Linked DNA regions of Homo sapiens: region 2 is linked to region 1. The links are chromatin loops, found by intact Hi-C in ENCODE. Cell type or tissue: HCT116. All regions are shown on one strand.

What was found. A loop is a pair of places that touch in the nucleus more often than their neighbours do. Peaks named below come from ENCODE experiments on the same cell type or tissue, not always from the same donor. Only the 100,000 strongest peaks of a DNase experiment are listed, where the experiment ranks them.
Region 2: a loop joins it to region 1, with 15 times the contacts of the local background. A loop is called at or near these places in 5 of 110 quality-filtered maps.

Annotation. Positions count from the first base shown.
Region 1 is chr1:39,602,988-39,610,987 of GRCh38, reverse strand. No RefSeq gene overlaps it. Among named protein-coding and RNA genes, the nearest start is that of PABPC4, 30 kb to the right of the region's middle. RefSeq lists an enhancer at 682-851. In HCT116, CTCF peaks have their summits at 1,181 (motif pointing right) and 4,639 (motif pointing left); DNase peaks (open chromatin) are centred at 1,227, 4,617 and 4,937; H3K4me3 peaks cover 1,531 bases; H3K27ac peaks cover 1,318 bases.
Region 2 is chr1:39,970,663-39,978,662 of GRCh38, reverse strand. No RefSeq gene overlaps it. Among named protein-coding and RNA genes, the nearest start is that of MFSD2A, 20 kb to the right of the region's middle. In HCT116, a CTCF peak has its summit at 4,965 (motif pointing right); a DNase peak (open chromatin) is centred at 4,992; H3K27ac peaks cover 346 bases.

The DNA.
Region 1 (8,000 bases):
TTTATGAACTGTAACGTGGTGAAGGTCTGCAGCTTCACTCCTGAGGCCAGCGAGACTACAAACCCACTGCGAGAGATGAACAACTGCGAACGGGAGGAACGAACAACTTCAGGCGCACTGCCTTAAGAGTTTTAACACTCACTGCAAAGGTCTGCAGCTTCACTCCTGAAGCCAGGGAGACCACGAACCCACCAGAAGGAAGAAACTCTGAACACGTCCGAACATCAGAAGGAATAAACTTTGGACACGTTATTTTTAAAAACTGTAACAGTCGCCGTGAGGGTCTGCAGCTTCATTCTTGAAGTCGGCAAGACCAAGAACCCACCAATTCTGGAACACAGTAAGACATCCCTGCCCAAAGCTAAACCTAACTCATCAAGGGAGGCATAGGAGACAAGACCCACTTGCCTTCCCTGGACCAACTGGTGCCAGCTCTGGTGAGAAACTGAGGCCTGTCTGCTGGGCCTCACTCAGGACCCAGTTAATGGGTGACTGGGTTTGAAGATTTCTAAGCTTGTTCCTGTTGTCTGTGAGTCACTGACCTGAAGGGCCTGGCCCCATGCACTGAACGGGGGCAGGAGTCAGTGTCACCCCCGCTGCCTCGGCCCCAGGACGGTGCTCCTGGTGGGAGACCCCGCCTGGGGAGGCGCAGGGCGGCTGGGAGAAATTCTGAGGACAAGGCCCGCGCTGCAGGAGCAGAGGGAGGAGCACAGGCCCCGGTCCCGCGCAGGCTCTGCTGTCCTCCCTGTGTGGTCGGGACGAGGCCCGGCTCAGAGCCGCCAAATTCACATCTGCAACCCAGGCCCCTGAGGGTGCAGGCTTGGACATCAGCAGCCAAGGCCCAGAGGCGTCCAGAACGAACACGTCCAAAGCCCAGCTCCTGCCCCCGCGGCCGGCTCCGGGACAGACTCCTCCCCAAATCTTCCTGCTCTCGGGAAATGGCAACTCTGTTCTTCCAGCTACTCAGCCCGAAAGCCCTGGAGTTGACCCTGACACCTCTTCTCTCACAGCCCGCACCCAGAGTGCCCGCACATCCTCTCCGCTCCATCTTCAGGATACATCAGAAAGTGTCCGTGTCTCACCGTGGGCGCCACGGCCGAGGTCCAAGCCCGCACCAGGTCCCCTCGCCCCTGCGCCTCCTCCGGAGGCTCCCTCCCATCACCCGGGTCCCTGCAGCCCCCGCTCCTCCCGGCCGCCAGAGGGCGCTTTGAACACTGCAGGCCACCGAGTCTCCCTTCTGCTCTGAGCCCTCCAGGGACTCCCAACCAGTGCAAAGGCCGGCGCCCTCCCAGTGGCTCCAGGCTCACCATCGGCTCCCCACCTCACTTCACCGCTGGCCCTGTTTCATCGTCCTCGCCCCATTCTTCCCTCCCTTCTGCGACCGTGGCCAGTATTAGAGCATTCCTGAGAAGAGAGATTTATTTTAAGGAACTGGCTCATTTGATGTTCAGGTGACAGGCAACTCTGAAATCCACAGGGCAGGCAGGTTGGCAGCCTGGAAATTCAGGAAGAGTTGATGTTGCATTTTCAAGCGCGAACGCTGGAAACTCAAGTCGAATTTCGATGTTGCGGTCTGGAGGCAGAAATCCTCCTTCCTCGGGAGACCGTAGTCATTATTCTTAAGGTCTTCAACCGAGTGGCCCGCCCACCATATAGAGGGTCATCTGCTTTACTCAAAGTCTACTAATTAAATGTTAATCACATTCCAAAGTTTGCCTTCGTAGCAACAGCTAGACTTGTTTGTCCAAACCATGGGCACCACAGCCTAGCCAAGACGACATAAAATTAGCATCACATGGTCCCTTTCCCCTTTCTTGAAGGCCGGTGTGGTCCAGCCTCCAGCCCTTATCCTCACTCCTCTTTGCGCAATATTCTGCTCCTACGCATGCGCATGAGTCTTAGCCTCCTAGCTGGCTGCCTCACCTCCTTTGGATTTTTCTGGATGTCGCCTCAGAGCAGCTGCCTCTGACAGCCCCATTTAGGTAGCAAGCCTTCCTCCACCAGCACTCCCAGTCCTCTTCCATGCTCTATTTTTGGCCATATTCGTTCATATTCATGGGGAAAAAAATACAAACTTTTCTTATTTTGTTGTCCATCTCCCTTTCTAGAATATAAGCTCCAACAGGTAAGCTCTGTACGAGTATGATTGCTACCCCAGTACCTAGAACAGTGGTACTAGAACAGGGTAGTTGCTTAAGAAATACTGGTTGAGTTAATAATAGCTTGAATTTAAGTACTTATTAAGGACCATACGCTGTTCTAAACACTTTTTGTGTTTTGTTTTGAGACGGAGTTTAGCCCTGTCGCCCAGGCTGGAGTGCAGTGGCGCGATCTCGGCTCACTGCAAGCTCACCTCCCGGGTTCATGCCATTCTCCTGCCTCAGCTGCCAGAGTAGCTGGGACTACAGGCGCCCGCTACCACGCCTGGCTAATTTTTTTGTATTTTTAGTAGAGACGAGGTTTCACCGTGTTAGCCAGGATGGTCTCGATCTCCTGACCTACTGATCCGCCCGCCTCGGCCTCCCAGAGTGCTGGGATTACAGGCGTGAGCCACTGCACTCAGCTGTTCTAAACACTTTTAATGTATCATTTCATTTTTGCAATAATTTTACAAGGTAAGTTCTAATATCCCCATACACAGATCAGACAATTGAGGCACAGATCACTTATGGTGCTAGCTAGTATGTGAAAGAGCCAGAATTTTAATCCAAATGGTCTGACTCCAGAGACTGAATTCTTAGCCACTCTGTTATGCTGCTTTCCATGAGTGAATGAATTTTTTTTTTTTTTTTTGAGACGGAGTCTTGTCCTGTTTCCCAGGCTAGAGTGCGGTGGCGCGATCTCCGCTCACTGCAAGCTCCAGCTCCCGGGTTCACGCCATTCTCCTGCCTCAGCCTCCCGAGTAGCTGGGACTACAGGCTCCAGCCACCACGCCCGGCTAATTTTTTGTATTTTTTAGTAGAGATGGGGTTTCACCATGTTAGCCAGGATGGTCTTGATATCCTGACCTCGTGATCCGCCTGCTTCGACTGCCCGAAGTGCTGGGATTACGGGCGTGAGCCACCGCGCCCGGCCAAATTTTTTTTAAAAAGAATGAAAGAAGAATAATTGATTTGTACCCACACCAGAAACCATGAAATTTGGAGTCAGAAAAACCTAGGTTAACATTCCAGATTTGCTGTGTACTGGAATATATGATTTGGACAACTTTCTTTTCTCTCTCTCTTTAATTTTTATTTTTTCACACAAGGTCTCACTCTGTTGCCCAGGATGGAGTGGGAGTGCAGTGGCATGATCTCGGCTCACTGCAGCCTTCACCTCCAGAGCTCAAGAGATCCTCCTGCCTCAGCCTCCTGAATAGCTGGGACTACAAGTGTGCGCGCCAGGAGGCCCAGCTAATTTTATTTTTTTGTAGAGATGGGGTCTCCCTATGTTGGCCAGGCTGGTCTCAAATTTCTGGGCTCAAGCAATCCTCCCACCTCGGCCTCCCAAAGTGCTAAGATTACAAGCATGAGCCACCACACCTGGCCTGAACAAGTTTCTTAGATTTTTTTTTTTTTTTTTTTTTTTTTTGAGACGGAGTCTTGTTCTGTGGCCCAGGCTGGAGTGCGTTGGTGCAATCTCGGCTCACTGCAACTTCCGCTTTCCCGGTTCACGCCATTCTCCTGCTTCAGCCTCCCGAGTAGCTGGGAGTACAGGCGCCTGCCACCATGCCTGGCTAATTTTTTGTGTGTTTTTAGTAGAGATGGGGTTTCACCATGTTAGCCAGGATGGTCTCGATCTTCTGACCTCGTGATCCGCCCACCTCGGCCTCCCAAAGTGCTGGGATTACAGGCATGAGCCACCGTGCCCGACCAAGTTTCTTAGATTCTTGAAGTCTGAAGTTCCTAAGGACAGAGAAGGGGGAAAAAAATCGACCTTTTTTTTTCTTTTTTTTTTTTTTTTCATTTGAGACGGAGTCTTGCTCTGTCGCCCAGGCTGGAGTGAAGGGGCGTGATCTCGGCTCACTGCAACCTCTGCCTCCCGGGTTCAAAACGTTCTCCGGTCTCGGTCTCCCGAGTAGCTGGGTATTACAGGTGCCCACCATCATGCCTGGGTAATTGTTGTATTTTTAATAGAGACGAGGTTTCGCCATGTTAGCCAGGCTGGTCTCAAACTCCTGAGCTCAGGTGATCTGCCCGCCTCGGCCTCCCAAAGTGGTGGGATTACAGGCATGAGTCACCACGCCCGGGCAAAAAAAAAAAAAAAAAATCTACCTTTTTTTTTTTTTTTTTTGAGACGGAGTCTCGCTCTGTCGCCCAGGCTGGAGTGCACTGGCTCGATCTCGGCTCACTGCAAGCTCCGCCTCCCGGGTTCACGCCATTCTCCTGCCTCAGCCTCCCAAGTAGCTGGGACTACAGGCGCCCGCCACTACGCCCGGCTAATTTTTTGTATTTTTAGTAGAGACGGGGTTTCACCGTTTTAGCCGGGATGGTCTCGATCTCCTGACCTCGTGATCCGCCCGCCTCGGCCTCCCAAAGTGCTGGGATTACAGGCAAAAATCTACCTTTTAATCCACCATACGTTAGCTTCTTTAAAGCCCTTTTGTCACACTGGATCCGGTTTTATAAGCCATTACTGCCCTCTAGTGGTCAGTTGGAATAACGGCATAACTGCTATGATAAATACAAACTCCCCAAATGGTGTCGCCCAAAGGCTAGTAGTTTCTACAGATAAAACAGCCCATCGTTTTTTAGTCTCCTGGATGCTGTTAGTCTTCAAGGACTAAGATCAGGGTTTCTCCAAAGGAGCCAGGGAGGATCATCCCATGTAGGCCCTTGTAGGAGAGAATGGCTCCAGGGGAATTACCCTGATGAAAAATACGTCACCCACACTTCCACACCCAAACAAATGAGCAAAGGATAACAGGCTTGTTGGGACTCACAGCTCAGTTGTCCAGACCTTCAAAGAATATATTCTCACTATGTGATTCATTTTATGTGTCAACTTGACTGAGTCATGGACTGCTCGGTTTATTTGGTCAAACATTGTGAGTGTATCTGTGAGGCTGTTTTTGGATGGGATTAACACTTGACTGAATAAAGCAAACTGCATGCCCCCATGTGGGTGGCCCTCATCCAGTCAGACCTGAATAGAACAAAAAGGCCACCCCTCCCTCAAGTAAGAGGCAATGTCTCCTGCCTGACCGTATGAGCTGGGACATGGGTCTTTTCCATTCTATAGATTTGAACTGAAACATTGGCTTTTCTTGGATCTCAAGCCAGTAGACTTTCAGACTGGAACACACATTGGCTCTCCTGGGTCTCCAGCTTGCTAACTGCAGATCTTGGGACTTCTCAACCTTCATAATCACATAAGCCAGTTTCTCATAATAAATAAATGGGTCCTGGCCGGGTGCAGTGGCTCACGCTTGTAATCCCAGCACTTTGGGAGGCCAAGGTGGGCGGATGACAAGGTCACGAGTTCAAGACCAGCCTGGGCAATATGATGAAACCCAGTCTCTACTAAAAATACAAAAATTAGCTGGGCCTGGTGGCAGGCGCCTGTAGTCCCAGCTACTCGGGAGGCTGAGGCAAGAGAATCGCTTGAACCCGGGAGGTGGAGATTGCAGTGAGCCAAGATTGTGCCACTGAACTCCAGCCTGGGCGACAGAGCGAGACTCCATCTCAAAAAAAAAATAAATAAATAAAAATAAGTCCTGTTGGTTCTGTTTCTCTGGAGAGCCCTAATACATTTTTTTTTTTTTCGAGACAGGCTCTTGCTCTGTCACCCAGGCTGGAGTCCAGTGGCGCTATCTCGGCTCACTGCAACCTCCGCCTCCCGGGATCAAGAGAATCTCGTGCCTCAGCTTCCAAAGTAGCTGGGACTAAAAGCATGTGCCATCACACCCAACTAATTTTTGTATTTTTGGTATTGATGGGGTTTCACCACGTTGGCCAGGCTGGTCTCAAATTCCTGACCTCAAATGATCTGCCCGCCTCGGCCTCCCAAAATGCTGGGATTACAGGCGTAAGCCACCACGCCGAGCCCTGACTAATACATTCTGTTTTATACAAACTGTTTTTACTGGGTGGAAAAGAAGGGAAAACTGCCTAACTTGTTTTGTAATACTAGTATGCCCTTGTCATCAGCCCACGACAGGGCAATTAAAGGTAAGAACATTTTAGAACAAGCTTAGTTACGGTTATAGATACAAACATCCTAAATAATAAAACAGAATCCATATGACATCTAAATTAGAAGCAAATATGTAGTAGAGTTTAGCCAAAAATGCAAGGATAGGTTAACAACAGGGAAAGAATTCCTGTTCTGAACCTTAATACATTAAAAGATAAAAAGTATATAATCACTTAAATAAATAATCATTTGATGAATTCATTCATTTTTCAAATCTTAGCAAATTAGGATTAGTAGGATAATACCTTAACCCTATAAAGGATATTTGCCAAATTCCTAAACATCAAATTCAACGGTGAAACTCTAGCATTCCCATAAAAGTTAAAAATATGAATGCCCTTTATTCAAAATTTGATGGGCATTTCTAGCTAATGTAATAAATATAATAGAAATCAGAGGCTTAGGAAGTAGGAAGAGGTAACACCATTCTTATATGCATGATTCATTTTCTATTTGGAAAATAAAAATCTACATGCAGAGCATTAGAATTGATAAGAGTATTTGACAGGTTAGTTGAATACAAGATCATCCCACACATTCTGACAGCACTCTTGTTAATTGCTTATTGGAGTAACAACAAATAAGAACATATTGTGTCCAGAGTCGGTTCCTTCTGGTGGGTTCTTGGTCTCACTGACTTCAAGAATGAAGCTGTGGACCTTCCCGGTGAGTGTTACAGCTCTTAAAGATGGCACGGGCCCAAAGAGTAAGCACCAGCGAGTTTTATTATGAAAAGTGAAAGAACAAAGCTTCCACAGCTTGGAAGGGGACCCAAGCCGGTTGTGGTGGCTGGCTGGGGTGGGGGGGGGTGGCCAGCTTTTATTCCCTTATTTGTCCCCACCCATGTCCTGCTGATGGGTTCATTTTACAGAGCACTGATTGGTCCATTTTACAGTGTGCTGATTGGCGCATTTTACAAACCTCTAGCTAGCCACAGAGCGCTGATTGGTGCATTTTTCAATCCTAGCTACAGAGTGCCAGTTGGTGCATTTTACAATTTTCTTGTAAGACAGAAAAGTTCTCCAAGTCCCCACCCAACCCAGAAGTCCAGGTGGCTTCACCTCTCAATGTGGCTGGGCTTGGAGGCTCACACCTGTAATCCCAACACTTTGGGAGGCTGAGGTGGGTGGATCACCGAGGTCAGGAGTTTGAGACCACCCTGGCCAACATAGAGAAACCCTGTCTCTGCTAAAAATACAAAAATTAGCCAGGTGTGGTGGTGCTTGCCTGTAATCCCAGCTACTCAGGAGGCTGAGGCAGGAGAATCGCCTGAACCCGGGCAGCGGAGGTTGCAGTGAGCCGAGATGGCTCCCCTGCACTCCAGCCTGGGGGACAGAGCAAGACTCCATCTCAAAAAAAAAAAAGCAAAAAAAAGCTGGGTGGGGTGGCTCACGCCTGTAATCCCAGCACTTTGGGAGGCCGAGGTGGGTGGATCACGAGGTCAAGAGATCAAGACCATCTTGGCCAACATGGTGAAACCCCGTTTCTACTAAAAATACAAAAATTAGGTGAGCGTTGTGGCACACACCTGTAGTCCCACCTACTCGGGAGGCTGAGGCAGCAGAATCACTTGTACCTGGAAGGCAGAGGTTGCAGTGAGCCGAGATCACACCACTGCACTCCAGCCTGGCGACAGAGTGAGAATCTGTCTCAAAAAAAAAAAAAAAGAAAGAATGTATTATTTATAATGCATTTCCAATAGCAACAAAAATTATAAGGCACCTAGGAATATACATGTAACATATTGATCTGCATTGATCAATATACAAAATATACATATAACAAAAGATGGCTAGATGTTTTCTCAGAAAACTATGAAACAT
Region 2 (8,000 bases), 370 kb before region 1:
AAGTGTTAGGTCAGGTCGCTCTTCCCCTCCTTGTAAAACCACCAGTCCCATCATAGAGGTCCCATCCTGATTATCTTATCTAATCCCAATTACCTCCTAAAGGCCCCATCTCCAATCAACATACAAATTTGGAGATTAAATTTCCAACATGTGAAATTTGGGGGACACATTCAAACCACAGCGACAGCCTTCTTGTGCTTAGAAACACTAGACAACACTTCAGCACTCTGTTTGGGGCAAGAAAAAGTATGAAAATGAAAAAACATGGCACTAAATAAACAACACCAAGTGAAAAAAAAGAAGGGCATCACTTTGCTCAGCCTCAGCTGGGAACATGCACATTAGACAACTTGAAATTTTTGCCACTCTGTGCATATCCATGAATGACCGTGAGTATTAATATGGGAGTTGGGAGTTAAGCTATGAGTACACAAAGGCATAAGAATAATCCAATGGACTTTGGAGACTCATGGGAAAGGGTGGGAGAGGAGTGAGGGATAAAAGCTACACATTGGATACTGTGTACACTGCTTGGATGATGGGTGCACAAAAATCTCAGAAATCACCACTAAAGAAATTATTCATGCAATCAAACACCATCTGTTCCCCAAAAACCTACTGAAATAAATAAAATAAAATAAAATAAATTAAAATAAAAGTTCAGGCCAGGCATGGTGGCTCATGCCTATAGTCCCAGCACTTTGGGAGGCTGAGGTGGGTGGATAACTTGAGGTCAGGAGTTCAAGACCAGCCTGGCCAATACAGTGAAACCCCGTCTCTACTAAAAACACAAAAATTATCCAGGCATGGTGGCAGGTGCCTGTAATCCCAGCTACTCGGGAGACTGAGGCAGAAGAATCGCTTGAACCCGGCAGGTGGAGGCTGCAGTGAGCTGAGATCACGCCACTGCACTCCAGCCTGGGTGACAGAGCAAGACTCCATCTCAAAAAAAAAAAAAAAAAAGTTCATAATAAAAAAATTAATTGTATTTCTATACACTAGCAATGAAAAAAATATGGGGGTCACAAATAAATGTTAGCAAGTAGACAAATTCATAAATATGGAATCTGTGAATAATGAAGGTTAACTGTGTTCTGCTCTAGGAGATCCTGGAGGAATCTTTGACTCAGGTTGGAAGCATCAAGAAAGACTCCCAAAGAGATAATACTTTAGCTATGTCCTGAAATACAGGGAGGTCCATGCAGGTGGCCCATGACCAAAAACTAAGTTATGTGGTTTGACAAAGAATTATTTCATTCTTATTCAGAAGCATTTTGTTGTTCTCATAAATGAGGTCACCTCTTTCACTGTATCTTCTAAGTCAACACTGAACAATAGAACTTTCTGCAATGATTGAAATGTTCTGATACAGCATATTCTATAATACAGTAACCAACAGTCACATGTGGTAATGAGACCTTAAAATGTGATTAGCGTGATTGAGGAATTGATTTTTAAATTTATTTGATTTCAATTATGTGGGATATGATGAGGTTTCTCTTCAAATAGCCTGATCAATCCTTTATTCTTTAATTTATAGTACCCCCCTACCCACCCCTTTTTTCTTTTTCTTTTTTTTTCTTCCTTTCTGCTTTTGTTACATGCCCAGACACGCCACAGTACCAGGCGTTATCAGTACCAGCTCACATTCCTTTCCTTATTTGGAAAGAAGACTAGCTCTCTCGCTTATTGCAGATACCCCTCTCCCTTTCCCCTCTCTCCCTTACATGCCCACCTTATGTAAAAAAAGTTCAAATGTTTAGCCAACCAGGATTAGTTTAGAGTGTACGACCCGATCCCAGCCAATGGGAAAAGGGTACAGGGGCAGGACTTGCGTCAGGAATAAAGGCTCTTGTGCTCCATTGTTCAGGTGTGCTCTCATGGCGACTGGCCAAGGAGAAGCACCCCTCTGCGCAGAAGTAAAATTGCTTTGCTAAGAATCCTGTGTTTGAGTGTTCAATTTCCTTAGGATTTTGAACATTATTCCCAACAATTCGTTTTAAATTTAAAATTAAATAGGCAATGTGGTGTGGTTATTACATTGAACAATGCAATTTAGCTTAATGCAGTTTGTATATATGAAGGGGATTGATTTTTGTGTAATAATTTTATACCCTTTTTCCTTACTGAGACTTCTCATCGTTTATAGTAGTTTTTCAGTTGATTCACTTGGGTTCTCTTGGAATACAAACATGTCATTGACAAATAAAGATAATTTTACCAGGCCGGGTGCAGTGGCTTACTCTTGTAATCCCATTTGGGGAGGCTAAAGGCAGGTGGATCCCTTGAGTCCAGGAGTTCAAGGCCAACCTGGGCAACATGGTGAAACCCTATTTTTAAAAAATGTATAAAAACAAAAATAAATAAAATAAAATTAAACATTTTACATATATCTTTCCAATTTTTATTTCTTTTTCTTGTCTAATTACATTATCTAATGCAATTTATATTGCTTGTTTATATTGGCCAATGAAATGTATAGTGGCTGGGCGTGGTGGCTCATACTTGTAATCCCAGCACTTTGGGAGGCCAAGGTGAGCAGATCACCTGAGGTCAGGAGTTCAAGACCAGCCTGACCAACATGGAGAAACCCCGTCTCTATTAAAACTACAAAATTAGCCAGGCATGGTGGCGCATGCCTATAATCCCAGCTACTTGGGAGGCTGAGGCAGGAGACTCGTTTGAACCCAGGAGGTGTAGGTTGCAGTGAGCAGAGATCGCTCGCCACTGCCCTCCAGCCTGGGCAACAAGAGCGAAACTCCATCTCAAAAAAAAAAAAAAGAAATGTTGTATAGTAGTAGTGGTGATAGTTTGTAGGCTTGTCCCTGACAGTGGAATTCCTAAGTGTGATTTCTTCCCTATTTATATGAAAATGTTGCAAACAAGTGGCAAATGAATTTTTTTGGCCTCCAAACTTGCTCATGTTTGCTGTGTTTAGAAGTCCTACTCATTGTTTCCCAAGATAGAAATCTAGGCATTGCCGGGCTCCATGGCTCACACCTGTAATCCCAACATTTTGGGAGGCTGAGGAGGAAGGATCGCTTGAGCCCAGGAGTTCGAGACCAGGCTTCGCCACATAGCAAGACCTTATCTCTACAAAAAATCAAAAAATGAGACAGGAGGATCGCTGAAGCTTGGGAGGTGGAGGCTGCAGTGAGCCATGATCGTGCCACTGCACTCCTGCCTGGGCGACAGTGAGATGTTCTCTTAAAAACGAACAAACAAAAAAGAAATATAGGCCAGGTGCAGTGGTTCATGCCTGTAATCCCAGCACTTTGGGAGGCCAAGGCGGGTGGATTACAAGGTCAAGAGATCAAGACCATCTTGGCCAAGATGGTGAAACCTCGTCTCTACTAAAAATACAAAAATTAGCTGAGCGTAGTGGCACTCGCTTGTAATCCCAGCTACTTGGGAGGCTGAGGCAGGAGAATCACTTGAACCCAGGAGGCGGAGGTTGCAGTGGGCCAAGATTGTGCCACTGCACTCCAGCCTGGCGACAGAGTGAGACTCCAGCTCAGAAAAGAAAAGAAAAGAAGAAAAGAAAAAGAAATATAGACATCACTTTCATACTCTCTCCCCCTCTCCCTCTCCATCTCAATTATATCCAGTCCTACCAGCTGCCAAATCAGTCCTTTTCTATCTCCACTGCCTCCACTCGTCTTGTACTCATCAATACCACTCATCCTTGGAACATTACATGAGAAGCCTCTTCATTCGTCTTCCAGCTTCCCTTCTCACCTTCTTCAATTCTTTCTCCTCAGAGCAGCTGATAGGTCTTTCCAAACTCTTCATCTATCATATGGCTTCCCTGCTTAAAATTCTTCAATGGCCTCCCTCTGCTCTTAGGATAAGGACCAAAATGCTTAACACAACCCACGAAGCCATGTTGTGGACCATCTGCCTCTGCCTTCATCCTCAGCCTCATCTTGCATCCCATTCCCTCAATCTTTGTGCTCCAGGCACACTGGCCTTTCTGTTCCTTGACTCCACCATGATCTCCCTGGCCTCTGGGCTTTAGCACATGCTGTTCCTTCTCCCTGAGATACTCTCTTTTTTTCTTTGAAACAGAATTTCACTCTTGTTGCCCAGGCTGGGGTGCAATGGCACGATCTCGGCTCGCCGCAACCTCCGCCTCCCAGGTTCAAGCAATTCTCCTGCCCAAGTAGCTGGGATTACAAGCATGCACCACCACGCCTGGCTAATTTTGTATTTTTTGTAGGATGGAGTTTCACCATGTTGGTCAGGCTGGTCTCGAACTCCTGACCTCAGGTAATCCACCTGCCTCGGCCTCCCAAAGTGCTGGGATTACAGGCTTGAGCAATTGTGCCTGGCCTCATTCACTACACTCTGGCCACACTGGTCTCCTTTCTGTCCTTCCGATATTCCAAGCTCTTTGGGGCCTTGGGGTCTGCGTTGTCTCCTCTACTTGCAATGCTTTCCCTCTAAGCTCTCTTCACATTTAGCTAATTCTCATCCTTCATGAGGATCACTTTCTTTTTCTTTCTTTTTTTAAATTTTTTTAATTTTTTATCTTTAGTAGAGATGAGGTCTCACTCTATTGCCTAGGCTGGTCTCGAACTCCTGAGCTCAAGTGATCCTTCCACCTCAGCCTCCCAAAGTGCTAGGATTACAGGCATGAGCCACTGTGTCCAGCCAAATGTTACTTTCTCAGGACATTCTTTCCTGAGCACTTGACTTAAAGTAGTTCCGTACCAGTTTCCTCCATCACATCACCTCGCTTCTTTCATGATGCTTATTACGATCTGAAATTATTTATTTGTCATTGATCTCCACTGAGAATGTAAGCTCTATTTTGTTCACCACTTTGTCCTCAGAGCCTAGTTGGTGTGTGGCATATAGTAGACTCATTGTAAATATCTGTTCGGATCAATGGAATCGATATTCCAAAACAATGTCAGATCTGGAATTTCCTCTTTGAAACGTGGAGGTGCTGCTCCTTTCTTCCAGCAGGTGGCGCCAAAGCTGCACCTGGTCCTTACCAGAGGTGTGGATGGGCTGTGAGGTTGGCAAGACAGGGCAGCAGGGCCGAGTGAAGAGGGAGAGACAGGGTTTGTTGTAGTAATGCTGGATCCAAGCATAGAGGAAGTCAATATGGCTCTTCTCCCAAGAATAAGTAGGTATGATCTGTCCAGAAGGGACCTAGAGTAGCCAATGACCCAACAGACATTGCTTCCCCTCTTCACCCGTCCCACCCCGAAAGAAGTCCCCAAGAATTCAACAGGGGATCTTGGAAGAGGAGAGCAATTTTCTGTGAGTGTGAAACTGGAGAGAAGCAAGGGTGTTCAAGTGTAAATCCCCTGGCCGGGCGCGGTGGCTCACGCCTGTAATCCCAGCACTTTGGGAGGCCGAGGCGGGCGGATCACGAGGTCAGGAGATCGAGACCATCCTGGCTAACACGGTGAAACCCCGTCTCTACTAAAAATACAATAAATTAGCCGGGCGCGTGGCGGGCGCCTGTAGTCCCAGCTACTCCGGAGGCGGAGGCAGGAGAATGGCGTGAACCCGGGAGGCGGAGCTTGCAGTGAGCCGAGATGGCGCCACTGCACTCCAGCCTGGGCCACAGAGCGAGACTCCGTCTCAAAAAAAAAAAAAAAAAGAAAAAGAAAGAAAAAATGAAAAGTCTAAATCCCCATAGGAAGTTTGGGGAAATTGTGACCTGGAGAGAGGTGTCACAGTGGGTCAGTGGGAGTTGGGTCTGATGCCCAGCCAAAGCCTGCTCTGGTCACAGCTCCCATTCACTCAGCTCCACGTGCCTGCCGCACCCCACCATGCCTGGCCCTCGGCTCAGTGTGGGAGACCACGATGAAAGAGACGATCCCTCTGAGATGTCCCAAAGGCAGAGGGGTAGGGACTGCTTCAGAGGGGCTTGCTGGAGTCAAGACACATTGGATGGGTGTCTGCCAGGTAGAGCTGCAGCAGGAGCTGCAAGACCAGGGTCACGCAGGTGGCCTGCAAAAAGAGCTGCATCTAGATCTGGGCCTGGGGAGGTCAGTAGGGTACTCAGACAGGAACTCACAGAAGGATTTCTAGGAAACTTTTTGTTTTGTTTGAGACAGGGTGTCCCTCTGTTCCCCAGGCTGGAGTGCAGTGGCACAATCATAGGTCACTGCAGCCTCAGATTCCTGGGCTCAAGAGACCCTCCTGCTTCAGCTGCCTGGGTAGCTGGAACTACAAGGTGCAAGCCACCACACCTGGCTAATTGTTTTTTGTTTTATAGAATCGGGGTCTTATTATGTTGCCCAGGCTGGTCTTGAACTCCTGGCCTCGTAATCCTCACACCTCAGCCTCCCCAGTAGCTGGGATTACAGGCAGAGCCACTACACCCAGTTTACAGAAATGTTTCTAAACAGGAGAGCTACTGAGTTATCTTGGATAGTTTGCAGAAAGAAGGTGAGGAGATCAAATTAAAGTCAAGGAGACAAGACAGGATGCTTGTCTATTCACCCAGGTAAGAGAGCATAATGCCTGAGAAGTAATTGTGGGGCTAAGAAAGAAACAAGCTTGAGTGGTTTGGAAAACTTTAATTTTTTTTTTTTTTTTTTTTCAGGCAGAGTCTTGCTCTGTTGCCCAGGCTGGAGTGCAATGGCATGGTCTCAGCTCTTTGCAACCTCCGCCTCCCAGGTTCAAGCCATTCTCCTGCCCTCAGCCTCCCAAGTAGCTGGGATTACAGGCATGTGCTACCACGCCTGGCTAGTTTTGTTTTTGTTTGTTGGTTTTTGGTTTGTTTCTGTTTTGAGACTGGTTCTCTCTGTCCCCCAGGCTGGAGTGCAATGGCGCGATCTCAGCTCACTGCAACTGCTGCCTCCTGGGTTCAAGCGATTCTCCTGCCTCCGCCTCCTGAGTAGCTGAGATTACAGGCATGCACCACCACACCTGGCTAATTTTTGTATTTTTAGTAGAGACGGGGTTTCACCATGTTGGCCAGGCTGGTCTCGAACTCCTGACCTCAGGTGATCTGCCCGCCTCGGCCTCCCAAAGTGCTGGGATTACAGGCGTGAGCCACTGCGCCCAGCTGAAAACTTTAATTTTTTTTTTTTTTTAAAGACAGGACTTGGTGGTTACTGGTTAGAGTGGAGGGAGAGAGGAGGTATAAGTGGGCTTCTATAAACATTATCTCAGAGTCTCTGAGCAGGCCAGCTCCAGAGGCCATAACAGACTCTAGGCTCCTGCCTTGCCCAGACAGCCTGACATGAGATGGCTGATACAAAGACAGTGTGTGACTTGCCTTGGTGTTGACAAAACCATTGGTTCACCTAACAGCCTTAAGTAGTGGTTAAGAGCCCAGGCACTATAGCCAACCTCGATTCAAGTATCAGCTCTTCCAGTGACTGTCCAATGACCTTGAGCAGGTTACTTAACTTTTCCCTGCGTCAGTTTCCTTATCTCTTAACGTGAGGATGACAATAATACCTTCCTCATAGGGAAGTTCTGACAACTATCTGAAGACTAACTGAATTCATACTTATTACACACATGTAACCATGCCTGTTAGTAACGCTTAATGTAATTTATCAAAGTAACCTGGCAGAACTTCATCAGTAAAAATGGTGGACCTCCCTCCCACCCAAAACGGAGCCCCACACTCAAGGTAAGAACCAAGCCAGAATAGCCTAAGAGCCTCTCTTGTCTGGGCCTCATTTATCTATTTATAAAATCAGGAGATTTGACTAGTAGCTCCTGATCCTGCCAGCTTTGCCTTCTTGTGATTTTGGGGGCTTGGCCTAAGTGTGAGACCCAGTGGTGTGTTAGGCAAGCTCCTACCAGCTTGTAAAAGCCAACTACTAAATGTTTAGGAAATGTTCAAATGAACAACCATGGATAACTTGAAATTGGCTATGGTGGGAGTTATTCATACCATGGAAGTTAGCCAAGTGCTCCCAACTAGGCCTTCCCCACCACCCTGTTCCCTACCGGAGGTGTTTGGTTTTTTTTTGTCACCAGTGCGTCTGTGGTAAAATCCTCCCTCATCTGATACACAC